3 separate regions of the Mus musculus genome follow, and all the other regions are linked to region 1. A link is a loop called in an ENCODE intact Hi-C map of the cell type or tissue named here. Cell type or tissue: heart. All regions are shown on one strand. Links, peaks and the distances in the headings refer to the core of each region. The heading gives the core; the rest is flanking DNA.

The links. A loop is a pair of places that touch in the nucleus more often than their neighbours do. Peaks named below come from ENCODE experiments on the same cell type or tissue, not always from the same donor. Only the 100,000 strongest peaks of a DNase experiment are listed, where the experiment ranks them.
Region 2: a loop joins it to region 1, with 4 times the contacts of the local background. A loop is called at or near these places in 6 of 42 quality-filtered maps.
Region 3: it touches region 1 in a loop (4-fold over the local background); 34 of 42 quality-filtered maps call a loop at or near these places.

What each region holds. Positions count from the first base shown.
Region 1 is chr7:48,747,941-48,753,337 of GRCm38, forward strand. It overlaps Gm45086 (a long non-coding RNA gene), which reads right to left and starts at 251. Exons shown (of 3, transcript XR_001778121.1): 1 at 68-251. RefSeq lists an enhancer at 1,061-3,040. In heart, for the core only: CTCF peaks have their summits at 1,435 (motif pointing right) and 2,165 (motif pointing right); DNase peaks (open chromatin) are centred at 1,491 and 2,131; H3K4me3 peaks cover 941 bases; H3K27ac peaks cover 710 bases.
Region 2 is chr7:49,264,446-49,269,842 of GRCm38, forward strand. The region is part of intron 1 of Nav2 (neuron navigator 2); the gene reads left to right. Among named protein-coding and RNA genes, the nearest start is that of Nav2, 21 kb to the left of the region's middle. In heart, for the core only: no CTCF peak of the experiment used is centred there; a DNase peak (open chromatin) is centred at 2,116; H3K27ac peaks cover 533 bases.
Region 3 is chr7:48,878,363-48,883,759 of GRCm38, forward strand. It overlaps E2f8 (E2F transcription factor 8), which reads right to left and starts at 2,679. Exons shown (of 13, transcript NM_001013368.5): 1 at 2,299-2,679; 2 at 1,916-2,039; 3 at 63-341. The coding sequence starts at 1,930. Gm2788 (predicted gene 2788) reads left to right here and starts at 2,938. Exons shown (of 2, transcript NR_155436.1): 1 at 2,938-3,155. LOC115486422 (a long non-coding RNA gene) reads left to right here. Exons shown (of 3, transcript XR_882082.2): 2 at 1-85; 3 at 2,159-2,262. In heart, for the core only: no CTCF peak of the experiment used is centred there; DNase peaks (open chromatin) are centred at 2,749, 3,349 and 4,109; H3K4me3 peaks cover 3,751 bases; H3K27ac peaks cover 3,450 bases.

The DNA.
Region 1 (5,397 bases), core at 161-5,160:
GTAGAAGAGTAAAAACAGATCCATATTTATCACCCTGCACAAAATTGAATGGAAATCTGCAACTTACAGGGGTGAGGAGGTGGGGAGCATCTCCAGGAAATGGCCATCCAACAAGGGCTCAAGTTGAGACCCATACCATGGGTAAGCACCAATCCCCGACACTATTATTTATACTCTTATTCTGCTTGATGTTGTCCTCTGAAAAGCTTCACCCAGCAGCTTACTCAGACAGATGCAGACACCAACTGCCAAACAGTGGATGGAGCTTGGGGACTCTTATGGAAGAATAGGAAGAGGGATTGCATGCCCCAACGGGTATAGAACTCCACAGGAAGACCAACAGAATCAACTAACCTGAACCCTTAGGGCTCTCAGAGACTGAACTATCAATCAAAGAACGCACACGGGCTGGACCTAGACCTGCCCCACCCCGCTCCCATATATGTAGCAGATGTGCAACTTGGTCTTCAGGTGAGTCCAGTACAACTGGAGTGGAGCTATCCCAAAAGCTGTTGCCTGAATGTGGGATATGTTCTTCTAGCTGGGCTGCCTTGTCTGGCCTCCGTGGAAAGAGAAGCATCTAGCTTCACAGAGACTTGAAGTGCCAGGGTGGAGGGGATACCCAGGGGGGCTCCTACCTGCTCAGAGAAGAGGGGATGGGGGAAGGATAGGGGCAGTGAGTGGGATGTAAAGTGAATAAAAAATAAAATAAAATTTTAAAAAATTTGAATGATACAGTTCAAACTACCAGGTACAAAAGATGCTGGGTTAGTCCTGTTATTCTGCCTCAAATTTCATTGCCAAGTTTCAGGTTAAATTTAAGACCTCCACCAAAAGTTTCATCATCATGTATAGAGCTGCGTAAGAAAAACCTTATTATTATTATTGTATTTTAATTGAGCCATAAAAGTTGTACATATTTATAGGATGCCATATAACACCCAAATATATAGATCTTTTACATGGTGCTCTAATTCGGACAAGTGTACCTATTTCCTAAAACATTTCTTTATGAAAAAATTTTCCTTTAGATTTTTGAAAATGTATTACCATTTTCTATAACCACCCTACTGTGTGCTGGCACACCAACACTCACTCTTATCTAACTGTAACTTAGTACCCACTGGTCATAATTTCCTTTCCTTGTTACTTCCCCCATTTGACTCTCAGTGGTTAAAAGATTAGCTTTTGTAAAATTCACATGAGATTATGTGCCATTTGTGTTTCTGTGTCTCTTTTTAGTAAGAATTGAATTGAATTGGGTGATTGGGTGATTGATTGATTGATTGATTGATTGATTGATTGATCGATCGATTGATTACTTTTGGGGATCCTAACACTGTGAGAACAAAGAGCAAGCTCGGATTCTCAAAGGCAATCACATTTTTTACAAGGTTTGTAAAAGCGATGTGACGCTACCATATTTGAACACTAGATGGCAGTCAATGGTGCTAAAATCTTGTAATCCTTAAGTAGCCTGCTTTGGCAGCGCGCAGGGGTTCCCTGCAGCAACTGAACAGTCATCTTGATCGTCTTAACTGTCCCGTTCTCTTCCTGGGCGTCTCCAAAACCTCTGAAACCTGGTTTAGGGGTACAAATCTCCATGATCAAGCAGAGCTGAAACTGCTCAACATACAGTTGACGCTTAGTCTAGGATGGAGCAGAGAGGAGGGCTGACACCAGGAAGCAAAATAAAAGCCAAGGCTCCCTGCTCGTCTGCGATTGAGGGAAGCCCCAGACCGCACCTCTGCTGCTGCTGCTTCTCTGGCAGAACACATGCCTTTCATGAGCACTGCCCACCGCTGAAAGCCTATCAAATCGGAGGGGGCTGTCACGGCTTTTGTAGTTCTCTCGTCTTTGGAATCAAACCATGGAGACCGGCTGCCTCAACATCTGTCTCAACAGATGGCTTGCCACACAGTGTCTCTGAATCTCAGGGCGCCTCGGTCCGGGACCTCCATGTCACTCTCTTCCCAGAAACCTTCAAAAGTGACTCCACCTAGTGAGGCCTGCCAGCCTAGTAGGGCCAGGGTGGGGCAGGGAAAGTGTTAACGACCCCTGGGTGGGTGTGGGAGGGGTAGTAATGGTGCCAAGGTGGGGCAGGGTGTGTCTGAACGCTTTAGAACAGGGCTGGGTAGGGATGGCCTCTGTGGCCCTGCAGTGTTAAACTTTCCCACAAGAGGGCGCTAATAGACTTCTTTCACGTGGATCCACCTTAAAGTTCTGTTGGCCCAGCTGTGTGTCCCTATGATCATGTTTGTGGGGCCTTTTGTGTTTGCCCTTCGAGTTTAAAAAGGTGTTTTTCTATTTATCAAAGATATTGCACTCACAGGGAACCTATCTCTTCTGGTACTTAGCACCCTGTGCCCTGCGGTATTGGGTTGACTTCTGTCTCCACTGACCTTTGATCTACCAGAACATACATTAATATTTCCTTGATCATAAATAACACTGCACTTGGCAATGACCCCATAGACTTTTCAGCCAATTGGGTAAACTTAAAGTTTGGAACACCGAAAAAGGCTGGTCAGAGTTTATTTAACACAATAAAAGGGAGGGTGGGTTGGTGATTAACTTGGCTCTAATTAGAGGAAGTTGTGGCATAATGGAGAAAGGGCAGCCACCGAACACAGTTGTGTAAGCCCTGGTGCTGGCAGTTTCTAGCTGAGTGTGGTGTCTGCCTGTCTCAGCTAAGCTCACAATGTCAGCCACCAGTGGGCACGCAGAGGGCAGCAATTAAATGGAGCGTGATCATACCTGTGGCCAGGGTGGTTAGCTTGAGACCCCATTCTACCCACCCTTGTACTGACAGTGCCCCTCCCCCGCGTTGTTCAATGTGTAGTTGAAAGAGGACCTGGGGAGTCCCTGAATATGTCCCTTAAATAAGAAGGAGGACCAGAAGTCAGTGCTGGGAGCTGGGGAAGGAACCAGGAAACTGAGAGCAAGCTGGGTATACTAGACAGAAGCTGGGCAGAGGGGTCACTGAAGGATAATGCATTTGTGATGGCTATCCCAGACTCAGGCTCAGGCAGACTCACTAACTGCCAGGGGTAGACATATTTGAATTTTCTCTTTCCTTCTTCCTTTCTTCCTTCCTTCCTTCAATCCTTTCTTTCTCTGTTTTTGTTTTGTTTTTATTTTTGTTTTGTTTCTCAATCTACGTTTTCTCTATGTAGTCCTGATTATCCTGGAACTCACTCTGTAGACCAGGCTGAGCTCAAACTCACAAAAATCCGACTGCTTCTGCCTCTGGAGCCCTAGGAGTAAAGACGTGCGCCACCATCAACCAGTCTTTTTTTTTTTTAATACAATATATTATGATCATATTTCCCCTCCCCCATCTTCTTCCAGCTTCTCTACCACCCCCAACCCACCCAACTTTATGCCTTCTTTATCTGTCTGTCTGTCTGTCTCTTTGCCTGTCTATCTATCTCACTCTCTTCCTTCCTTCCGCCCTCTCTCCTTCCCTCCCTATCAGTCAAACTTTATGCCCACTGCCCCTGTGTGGAGGCCAGAGTTCAGTCTCCAGTATTATCTTAGGTGCCCTCCACCTTGTTTTTTGCCACGGGGTTTCTCTCTTGGCCCAGCGCTCTCTAATTCAGCTGGGCTGACCGGCCAGTGGGTCCTAGAGATGTTCCTGTCCTCCCCTCCCCAGCACTGAGGTCAGAAAGGCGTGCCACCAAGCCCAGCTTGCGAGGTGGGTACTAGGAATCAACTAAAGAGTACTTTATATTGGGGCTGGAGAGATGGCTCAGCGGTTAAGAGGGCCGACTGCTCTTCTGAAGGTCGTGAGTTCAAATCCCAGCAACCACATGATGGCTCATAACCATCCGTAATGAGATCTGATGCCCTCTTCTGGGGTGTCTGAAGACAGCTACAGTGCACTTATGTATAATAAATAAATAAGTTAAAAAAAAAAGAGTACTTTATATTTATTTGCATTCCAGTCATTGCCCCCACCTCGGTCCTCCCTCCCATAGTTCCTCACCCCATTCCTACTCACCCCTGGCCTCCAAGAGGGTGCCATACACACCCCAGACCTCCCCCTTCCTTGGCGCCTCAAGTCTCTGAAGGATTAAGCTCATCCTCTCCCACTGAGGCCAGACCAGACAGACCTCTGCTATATATGTGCCAGGGACCTCGGACCAACCCTGTATGCTCCTGGTTGGCGGCTCCGTCTCTTGGAGCTCCCTGGGATCTGGGTCAGTTGAGACTGCTGGACTTCCTATGGGGTTGCTCTCCCCTGAAGCTTCCTTCCCCTAACTCAACCATAGGTGTCCCCAACTTCAGTCCAATGGTTGGGTGTAAGTATCTGCTTCTGTCTCCGTGAGCTGCTGGTAGGGCTTCTCAGAGGACAGCTGTGCCAGGCTCACGTCTGTAAGCACATCATAGCATCAATAATGTCAGGCCTCAGTGCTCTCCCAGGAGATGGATCCCAAGTTGGGACGGTCATTGGACCCTCTTACCTTCAGTCTTTTCTCCATTTTTGTCCCTGCAGTTCTTTTAGACAGGAAAACTTCTGGGTCAGAAATTTTGACTATGGGTTGGTAAACCCTGTCCCTCTACTTGAGGCCCTGTCTATCTACTGGAGGTGGAGTCTTCGAATTCCCTCTCCCCAATGTTGGGCATTCTGGCTAAGGTTGCCCCCCCCACCCCGAGTCCTTAGAGTCTCTCACTCTCTAGGCCTCTGGTCATTTCTAGAGGGTTCCCCCACCTCCCACCCCCTGAGGCTGCTTATTTCCACTCATTCTCTTGGCCCTCTGGGCTTCTCTTCTCCAACCCCCCCCCATACCTGATTCTGTTCCCCTTTTCCCCTCCCCTCTCCCACCCAATCCCTCCCTTCCTCTGCCTCCCATGATTATTTCATTCCCCCTTCCATGTGGGATTGAAGCAGCCTCACTTGGGCCTTTCTGCATGTTACACTTCTTACGGTCCGTGGGTTGTATACTAGGTTTTCTGTACATTTTGGCTAATATCCACTTATCCGTAAGTACATACCATACATGTCCTTTGGGTCTGAGTTACTTCACTCAGGATGATATTTTCTAGTTCCATCCGTTTGCATGCAAAATTCATGATGTCCTCATTTTTAATAGCTGAATAGTATTCCACTGTGTAAATGAATCACATTTTCTGTATCCATTCCTCTCTTGAGGGACTTCTGGGTTGTTTGCAGGTTCTGGCTATTATACATATGGCTGCTATGAACATAGTGGGGGTATCTTATCCCACCAACCTATCTCCCCATCACAATGGTGTGCTATTTCTGTCCTAGCTGGCTGAGGGTGATGTGTCTTTGTGTGCTTTTCATTGTGAGACTCTAGGGTTGGGGGTTCTATTGAGCTAGCTTGAAGGCACATTCCTACCCAGAGGATGGAAACTGCTTCTGCCAGACAT
Region 2 (5,397 bases), core at 164-5,163, 520 kb after region 1:
TTTTTGTTTGTTTTGTTTTTGTTTTTGTCTTGAACACAAAGGCAGCTTTGCGATGAGCAAGGTTTATGGGGAGAGGTTAGGGAAGAACTATCTAGAGAAAGCCAGCCTCAAGCCCCTGCAGCCTTCTGATGCAGGTGGATGCTTGCCCTCCGCTGGGGGCTATGCTGATTCCCAACAGCAGCCTCGATGGTTGAAAGTGTGCAGGGAAGCTTGCTTGCCCTGGGCTGAGGGCTTGCCATGGTTCTCACCTTTCAGAAGAGTGGCGTGAGGCAAAGGTTGGGTGGTTTTGAGCTGGCTCTTGTAGCTTTAAACTGTAGCACTGGTTTGGAGTGTACGTTTATTAGCCCAGAGCCCCTGCCATGCTGTCTGCCATGTGCCAAGGTCTGCATGCTTTAAGGGACACCAACTAGAAGCAGACATGGGCCTGCCTTTGAGGTTGTAGCCGAGCACAGGAAGTACTCCACTTTCTGCATTGGACCAAAAGATACCTAGTGCCTATTGGTAAGATGGGGAAGATCTGCTCCTTTCACTTCTTTTCTTAAAGGACGGACTGAATGAAAAAATAAAAAAATAAAAACGAACTCATGACTACTAGCAATGGTTGAGGAGGAGGTTTATTGTAGATATGAAGGAAATCAAAACCAGAGACATATGGAAGGGTTAAGAGTGAACACGGCTATGATCTGGGCCAGGTGAAAAGAGAGGAGAGGGAGAACAAGAGAGGAGCCACCGACCAAGGTGGGTGGACTAGGCCAAGAGACTGGCCAAGTGAGTAGTGCAGCCTAAATGGCTGAGTTATACAGAGGCCAAAGGAGCTGAGGGAAGAGGTAACCTAGTCCGTGGGATAGAGATCAGGGTAGGGCGTAGGGTATGCCAGCCAGGAGGACCCTGTAACACATAGGGACCAAGGGGTGCTGGGAGAACCTGGTGGCTAGAGTCCACTTTGATCCGTCATCAGGCATATCAGCTGTATGTCCCAGGTTTGAGACCTCACACACCAGAAAGGAAAGCGGGGTCCCAGAGATGAGAAGAGTCTGATGCTGGTCATCCCGCAGTGAGGAGGTGAGGCAGGGTGAAGAATAATGATGACCTTGCAAGCCAGACAGCCTGCCTGGTCTCAGACCCACAAAACAGAGACCTGGGGTGGGATCCTGAGCAGAGGAGAGGAGCCCGGTTGGCAAGGGTGGAGACTAAGGTCTGGCCTGGGTGCTGCTGGTGGCTTGGAGATGCTGGTGCTTCTGGAAACAGGAGGGTGGTGGGGTGGCATGGAGCTGTGGAGACATGATAGTGGCCATGGAGATGGGGTAAGGTGGCGCTGGGGCAGGGAAGATGGGATGGCGGCTGATCATCACTGAGTCCACGTCTGGCCGCTGTCTAGTGTTTGCAACAGTCTTACAAGGAAAATGTTCTTATAAGCTCCACATTTTACAGACAGAGAAGCAGAAGCACATGGGGTGAGAATGGTCCAGAGTAGGGATGGACCTTGAGGCAAGTGGACTTGAGTCACAGATGGGGTTGGAATGGTTAGAAGCAGGGCACTTGATGGGCCATGTGGGGCTGCAAGTGAGTGCTGTCCCTGGGGCCTCAATGAAGAGTTCTGGGAGAAAGGTGGGTGGGGACTGGACTTGGTAAGAAGAGACTGGAGGCACCTGAAGAGCTGTGATGACTCCAAATGAGTATGGTTGTGGCTCAGGCTCCTAGCTCAGTGATGGGAACAGCGACTATGTGGACCCAGCAAAGACGAGCCTCCACAGGTAAAGTAGGAGTGAGCTGTTTGAAAGGAAAAAGAGAGCAAACCAACTTCAGGCATGTCCCTCAGCACGACGGCGATCACTTGGTTCCAGTCTCCGGAGATGGCTGAAGTGTGGGGGACATAAAAAGGACCTTACCTACTGGTCCCTTTCATTAGGGTCTCCTGTCCCCAAACACTCCTATGCCCTGATCCCTTCTCTTATTTATGCTCAGCCAAATGTGCAGCTTCCTGGCATCTTTGCCAACCACAGATGAAGGTGCCCTTCCCTTGAGGGCTCACATGTTTGGCTAATGAAGGTACAGTGTGGGCAACCCGAAGGGCACGGGCAAGAGCGGGAGAGATTCACCCCCCCCCCCCCACTTACGCCAGTCATGTCTAGAATTCACTGTCCTGGCCAGATGTACCACAGAAGGCTATGTTGGGGGAGGGAGAGCAGCCCTCAGTCCTGGCACCCTGCCTCAGCAGTCTGTTGTTATTGAGCACAATTCTACGTCTTGCCAAGCCAGAGTTGGGTCCCGGCCTCAGAGTCACAGGAACCTCAGATAGTCCTTTATTTCCTGATCTGCAATCTTCTTACTTCTAAAGTGGGATAACAGCACCTTCCCTGTGATGTTTGGAGGAGGAAATTCGAGGTTTGAAGCATGCTGTACCTAGGACCTGGCACATAGTAGGTGCTCACTAAATGTACACCACAGTTGGTGTTTGGCTTCTCTGTGAGTTTGGGGCTACTCTGGGGCCTTCGAGCACAGCATGGCTGATTGCAGCCTGGCTCTGAGCTTTTCCTGGGCTCCTACTCAAAGTTCTTAGGGGAGACATGGGTGGCAGGAGGTGGGGTCAGGTGGGCTGTAGGAGCAGTTCTCTGGTTGTCATCTTCCAGTGTGCTTTGTAGAACTCCGTTCCCCAGACAACTGCATCAGGCAGTAAAGAGCTATGCCTACATTGTGCCAGGCTCTATAGCAGTGGTTCTCAACTTTCCTAATCCTGTGACTCTTTAACACAGCTTCTCCTGTTATGGTGACTGCCCCCCTCCCCCAAACCATGCAATTATTTTCATCGCTATTTCATAACTGTAATTTCACTACTGTTGTGAATTGTAATGTAAATATCTGATGTGTGGGATATCTGATATGTAACCCCACAAGGGGTCACGACCCATAGGTTGAGAACCACTGCTCTAGAGTAACCAATCTTGCAGTGATCTCACAAAAAGTGCCCACCCTTGACTTCATCTTAGGTGGGAAGAAGTGGAACTCGGTGAGACCGAGTCACTTCCTTAATGTGACATAGCTCGCTGGAGTCGAGACTTGAACTCCCAACCTCCAAGCCTTTCTGAAGAAAGGGGTTGACGCCACTCACCCTGCATTTAGGTAGCTTGCCTGCAGCTCAGGATCATTGTTGCTTCTCTGAGCACCAAAGACTAGAGCCATCTGTCAAGAGGTTTTTCTCAGGGAGCTGGTGCAATGGTTTCAGGGGAGAACATGAAGAAATAGCATCACTTTTTTTTTTCTGCCCTGTGGTAAAAATAACCTGCAGAGATAGAGGAACCAACGGTGGTTGGAGGCTGGCATTGGTGAGAGGAAGGAGACAGAATACCCACCTGGGTGCCACATGCTGCCATCTGCTCAACACAGAGCAGCCAGGGCCAGCCTGACCCCCAGCACCAGGGAGGCCACCAGCTCCCACCTTCTGACATAAGAGAGCCTCCTTATAAAGTTGAAGGTCCATGGAGGCACGGAGAGCAGAGGGTTCACAGAGAGCAGTGGCAGTCCCAAGCTGGTGTCCACACGTAGAATGCTACCCCGACTGGGCCCTCCTCCATACCCACCAGCTCTGGGCACGCACTGGGCACGTCTTCTCACCATGAAACAGTTTTAAAAATAAAAGCCACTTGCTGTAATCAGAGAAGCCGTGATCATGTTAATGCATGCAGCATCCTCCCGTGCTAGGCCTAAAATAGCTTCCTGCCAAGCAAAGCAAAGAGTTGTGATGTTTCTAGGCCGCCTCCTGTTAGGCTGTGGGACTCGGTCTGAGCACAGGCTATGGATAAGGGAACCTCTGTGGCAGCCCCTGGGCCTTGGCTCTGATCATGCCGAAGGCTGAGCCTTGAGTACACTCCTCACCTGCGTGTGCCACAGACTGCAACCTGTGATCTGGTGACCCCAGATCTGGAGAGTTGGCTCATCTCAGGGAGTATCATGCATCAATCCTGAGACTCCTGAGGTAGCGGCAACTGTACTGGGCATGTGCTAAGCAGAACCATTAACTGACTTAGAATTAAATCTCTATAAGCTTAGTACTGTCTTTGTGGGATGCCTGGTGTGGACTGACTTGATAATCTTGGAATAAGCGGATGGGGAAATGACAGCCAAGATTAGATCCACTTTATGACAGGAATAACTGAGACTTCCTGGGTGTGATGGACTTGAGCCCCCCGGAGCTAATTTGTACAAAGCTCGATTTCGGGCCAGGAGTCTACACTCACAGTCATTTTGTCAGCCTGCCTTTCCCAGCCATCTGGAGTCAAAACACAAGTAATTAGGAAACACTTGTGGGCCTTTAAAACCCATCCCAAGCCCCTAGGCAGGAGTGCTCAGGCTGTGCTGCACGAGGGCTGAGCTTGTCGAGTGTCTACCACCTCATAAAAGGCAGAGCGGATTCGGACTCTGGTCTAAACCCTAACATAGGCTATCACCATTCCACCTAGCTGTTCCATTACAGATGCTGACCACAGCTACCTCAGGTGTCATGGGAAACATATTTCATTTGTTAGACTCTTCTTTAGGGAAGAGAATCCCTACCCCAGGGTGGATAAGGCACCTGGTAAATGCTTTTGAGGGAGTCACTATCTATATAAAGATTCTTGCCAAACATCAGTATGCTTAGCCCATTTTGGTGGCCAAGCTCACCATCCTATGAAGAAGCTACAGAAGCAGGCAGGAAAGGCCACCCTCTTGGCCTTTTGGACCACTTGACCTTGGAGCCAGGGCAGTAGCACAGGGCATGTCCTGGAGCTTTTTGGAGCACTGGCTGATACCTAGAGTAAGTAGACATAGAGAAAGTGTCTGAAAGGGACAGATTCCGCGTCTCTGGGTCAGAGTTAAAAATACGGGGTGCATTCCAGATTCAGGGAAGGGAAAGAAAGCAAGCTTCAAGGAAGGTATGTGAAAATCTGGCTTTAAGGACCAAAGAGAACACGGAAGAAAGGGAGGATGAGGGAGGGAGCAAGAAGGAAGAGAGACAGAGAGGGGGAGACCAAGGCGAGGGAAGGATGGAGAGAGAGAGACATAGACAGAGACAGAGAGACAGGGAGGATGGGTATTAAATATTAAACACCTCTGGGTACTAGGTCCAGTGCTAGAGTACATTACACAGAAAGAAAAGGTCACATTGCTGTAGGTGCAGAGGTGAGTCCTGGGGCATCAATGAAGTCCCCCTGGCTCTTGTGTCTGGGGCAGTGAGTCGGACCAAGGACACATGAGTATTGAACTGAGGGAGACGTATATGTTCAAAAGCTGGCCCACATGGCCCCCTGACCACGCATAGGTCACTTATGTAGCACCCACCTCTCTCACATTTGTGGATCACGGGCTTTTTCTGAGCACGTTATCTTCATTGTATGGAGTCCAGGTAGAAAAGAGATTCTA
Region 3 (5,397 bases), core at 329-5,328, 130 kb after region 1:
CACACTGACCGTCCCTTCATCCACAAGCCCCCAAACGCCACCCAGCCTCCCTGTAAACCTACGTGCAAACAGTCTCTAGCTTCAGGTAATGCACTTCGGTTGTCAGACAGGCCCCTTTTCTGATCTCGACTTCGGATCTCGGGGCTCACGGCGCTGATGAGCATTTTCAGGTTGGCTGTGGGTGTCCATGGCTCTCCTTGGGAGACTTCCTTGGGCTTGGTTGGTGTGGTTAGAGGGCCCAAGTCAGGCTGGATCTCAGCCAACACCATGTTGGCCTTCGAGGACGGATGCAGGGGGCTTTTCATCAGTCCCCTTTTATGTGGCTCAGAAAAGAGGTTTTCCTGGTTTAAGAGGAATTAATAACTGAGTTCATTGTAAAACAGAACCTAGCAGAAAGGCTTTCTGCCTTTCATATTGACCAAGTAGGTTAAGAATATCACAGTGATCTCTGGACAGTATTTTCCTTTTTTGCTTGAGACAAGGTCTCACTATACATTCCAACCAGTCTGGAACTTACTATGTAGTAACAAGCTGACCCTAAATTAACAATCCTCCTGCCTCTGCCTCTGTTGTGATTACAGGCATGTCCCCTGCTACTACGGTAAATTTAATAGTTAAACTTCCCACTTTTAACTTGGTAGATACTATGGATCTAAATGTCTTCACCATGTGATCTAAGAATTTACATTAATAAATAAATAACATTAACTACAGGTTTTATTTTTAAATTCTATTTTGAGAAAGGAGGGCTGTAAAGATAGCTTAGAGCTCAGTCCCTTCCCTTTCCTTACTAGAACCAATCACTCTAAGTAACTGATCACTTCTAAATTCCTAAATTCCTACTAATGAGACATCAGGTAAAGGCTTTCAGGACCCACACCAGGCCCCACCCAGTGGAGTGGCTGTGAGCAGTGGTTGCTCATTGATATACCAGGAACAGGCTCAAGCAGCCAAGGTGAGGGTGCCCTTACGGTTAGGGCCTCCCGCCTACCAGCAGGACTTCTGACCAGAAAAATTTGCTTTCAACATCAACGCTTGAGGCACAGATGCAGAAAATGGGACCAAGGGAAGTAAGGTTAGCCATTTAAGGCCTCAGAGCTAGTTTCTGCTATGGTAAGTTAGCACTTACCTACACTGGTAAGTTAAGAGCAATTCATATAGATAGTAGAGACTGGGCCCCCTTCACTTTTAGACACCAGGCAGTACACCATTCTTAAAGAAAGGGATTTGGAAGGCAACAACTCAGAGAACAGAGATACACTGTTTCCTCAGTAACTTTGGGAGCCCGGGTTAACAATCCTCTATTACAACCATGAAACTAAGGGCTCAGTGTGTATTTCTGCTGAATCTGCTACTTAGCAGACGATGATGCGAGGCAGAGGGAGGTCACATGGGGCTGGCACCTGAATTTTCAGTTCAGTATGGTGCCCTCAGGAGGTGCTGATCCAAGGGTGGGGTTTCAGTGAACACTGCCAAGGACAGCATTGAGCTAACATCTAAATGCTTCCAGGAGATCTGTCAGGAACAGCATTTGGAGGCCCAGTAGGTTAAAGGGCTGACATTTTAAAATGTTATCTTACAAAGAAATCCAGTATCAAATTATGACCTTTGTGAATTCCAATGGTTCATGTAAATAACATATACATAATTTTTTAAGCACAGAAAAAACCCCAAAGCTTTTTCCATATATATTAAATTTATATTAAACTTTTGAAACAAAAAGGTTACTTTAACCCTGGACAACCCTATTCCTCTTCAAAAATTAAAATTTCCTTCTGGATTTCTGTAAAAGTTAACCAAAAGGATACAGCATTCGTGACTATCAAACGAAAAATTTAAGAAAACTTATTAACGAAAAACTCAGGATGATACTTCATTTGACATTGCAACAGTATAGACTGGACTTTAAAAATACCTTTTGGTTCTCCATTTTGTCAATTCCTCATACATTTAGTGTGTCTTTAAAAACGAAAAATCTGAAGTTCCTCCCCAAGTTCCAGTGGTTTAAGTAGTCCAATCGATTAAAGTTTTTTACTATCCTTAAAAGGAAAAAAAGTAAAGCAAGAATTAAGAGCTGATGAAAATGATTCACGTACACAAGAGCCCCCGGAAACAAACAAAAAATGACAAACCAGGTTTATTTTTGCCTTGAGGACAGACATTGCCTCTAGGCAGACCGCGCCAACAGACAGCAGTAAATTCCTCCATCAAACCCTTCTGTCACGAGACTTCAAGCAAACACAGAATCTACAGTGACAGTCCTCTCTCAGGTTCGAGATGGCTGTAGCAAGCACCCACCTGTGCACTGATCCGGGCTGCGGACGGAGCGCACGAGCCCGGGTTCCGATGGAGCACGCACCGAGCCTGCATCGGGGGAGATGCTGAAGTTTCTCGCCTGACACACACGTGCACAGGCTCAGAAGGAAGGACTTGTGAAGTGGCCTGAGAACAACCCTCCAATTCAGCCTCTGCGCTCTAAGCGCACGACCGGGCATTTACAAAGGGCTTTGGGATCTTGACCCCCTTTTTCAGGCTTCTTTCAATACACGAAGTACTGGGGCGAGGGAAGGATTCCCTAGGTGCCGAAATCACCGCGATGCCAAAGCGCACCGTACGCTGCGCTCCCGGTCCCAGGTACAGTCCCCAGCAGTAGCCCGCGTCCCGCCCGGCGCAAGCACTGGCTCCTCCTCCCCGCCAACTGCACCGCCCCCGGGGGCAGCCAGACAGCATCTCACGGTTTCCAGGGCGACGGCTCCGAGCCAATCAGTAAGCCCGGTGAAGGCCTGCGATTGGCTAGAGGTCCCCAAGGCGGGGCCGGACCTTCCGCCTTCGATTTAAAAATTTGGCGCGGAAAGCGGGACCGTAGCTGGCACCGCCCCCGAGTGCGCGGGGCTGGAGCGCGGGCGAGCCCCTCCCCCGCCCTCTGCGCGGGAGCTCGGCTCCTCCCCACGGGCCCCGGCGGGGCGGGAGGCGGGAAACGGCCGCCTTCACCCTGGCCTTCCCGGGATCCCACAACCCCGCCGCAGCAGTCTGCTCCCCGCTCACCTGTCAATCCTCCTTCAGAGCTGACGGTCCGGGGTGGCCCCGAATCCTGGCTGCGCGTCTCAGGGAGCCAGCGCGTCTCAGGGAGACTCGCTTAGCCCCGCCGCGCAGAGGTGGGTGCCGGGGGCGCCACCGGGGCCGGGGCTGGGGGGGGCCGGCGGGCGGGCCGCGGGAGCGTGGCCGTCCAGGAGCAGTCCAGCCCCCGATTTGAAATTAACCCGCTCCCGGCGCGAGCCGCTCCCGCGGGCGCGGAGCCTCCCCTCCCCCACGCCCGCTCTCCCGGCCCGGGGCCCCGCGCGCCAATCCGCGCCTCTGCACTGCCGCCGCGGCGAATCAGACTGTAGGCACCACCCTCCGACCCCGCCTACAGCCAGACTTGGGGAAAAGTCCTCAAAAACTTTTCCTTTTTCTTTTTTCCTTTTCTTTCTTTCTTTCTTTCTTTTTTTTTTTTTTTCTTTTTGCAAACACCATTTATCCGAGATCGAAGTTGGGGGATGAAATTTGGCTGGTCCAGAGCTGGCTGGCTAGGACTCGAGGGCTCCCCGCCATCCCCAGCTTGGTGCCACGTCAACCGGGTCTGCTCACCTGCCCTCTGGACCCTAGCGACACCGTTCCCTCTGCGACCCTTTGCATGACTGCTTAGCAGCTTCTGCTCCACGGTTTCCAGAAAGAAACGTGTGAGGAGGAAAGAGCTTCGTTGTCTGAAGCCCAAGGATGCGGGGCGTTGGCCGATCTCTGAACACGCAGGTGTGGGAGGAGGGAGAGAAACTCAGAAAACCCGCCAAGCCTGTCCCCAGTGTCCTGCGTCTGCCGATCCCCTCTTTGCTCTTTCCCGCTTTTCTTCCTTTTCCTTTTATGAGCTTCTGACATCGGCCTGGTATATCGAACAGGTCAAGGGAATTTTAGAGTTAGGAGACCATCTCGTCCAAAACCCTCATTTTGCAGAAGTGGAAAAAGAAGCTCGGCACCCCAACTATGCCTTTCCGTGCTCGAGTTCTTTTGCACCCGCCTTTGCCTTGTAACATTTCCCCTTTTCTGATCACTCTGGGATCGCCCGGACCGCATGTTGCCCAACCCGCTTACATCTAAGATTGTGGTTTGGGCTCTTCCTGCTTTTAACTTTGTATCTTCAGCCTCCAGAAGGACTCGGGGCCACGCAGTCCAAGTCCCATCACTGAGCTTGGCCATCAGTAAGCTAACCATCACTGACTTCAAGGGAGATACTGTGTTTTCCTGGCGGTGGTTAGGGCGTGGATGCCATAACACCGCCCCGGGATCCAGGTGCAAAGGGAATGCACACTGGGCAGAGGTCTAGGTGATGAGCCAGGGTCTTCTTCCTGAGGGTGGCTTCCAAGATGCTGCCACATCTTTGTGTCTCTCTGTTCAGTTCTAGTAGCTATCAGAAGCTCCGGTGCTCAGGGTCACCCAAGTGTTCCTCAAGACCAGGACTGGACCTGAATATTCACGTGCTATACATAGGGGCTGGCTGGCTGTAGCATCGGATGTAAAATAAAAATCCGTCATGAGGCAGGACAGGATGCTTACAGAACAGATACATCTTTACTGAGCAGGGACTAAGTTTAAATATATCACCAAGAAGTAGTGTGTGGGCTTCTGTCTAAGCCACTGTCTGTCAGGCTACTTGTCAAATCTTTCACCTGTCAGTGCTTAGCGCTCCGAAGGATTGAATGATGCCCAGCTTATATCCAGAGCCAGAATTCAGGACCTCTACCCTACCCCCAAGCCCCCACCCCTTACCACTTCTTATATCCTAGTGCCTTGCCTCAGAAAATTCTCAGGACAGCAAAGTCGGTGACTTGTAGTCCAGGTCACAGTCATTTCCAGCCCTCCCTCAACATGGGAGAAAGGGTGAGATACATCATTTTTGTTTAGTGGTGGCTTCCCTGTCAGTTGTCATCAAAGTCGTGGAGCAGAATGAAAAAATGGTGCTTCGAAGAGAGGTTTAAAGTCTTGACGCTGTCAGTCATGAGACCTTGAAAAGGAAGCAAGGATCTTGGGATTTAGCTCAGGGCAGAGGGATTACTTAACAGGCTCAAGGCCCCAGGGGTCATCTCCAGCATCATACGCAAGTATAGTGCGTCAATTTGAAGTTTGGTGTGATTTTAAAGGAAAGATGACCGCAGAATACCTTCCAGCTTACTGTGCAAACGAGGGGTTGGAGGACAAGCTTGAAGTCACTTTTCTTACTTTCCCTTCAAATCTTATTTTTTTGTTATTGATTATATAACCCAAGAAGATTTCCATGCCTTTGTGTCTGGTCATATGAGTTGCACAATAGCTCATATCTCACTGAGCTGGGCCAGTTTTTCCACCCCACTGTCACTCTTCTGTGTT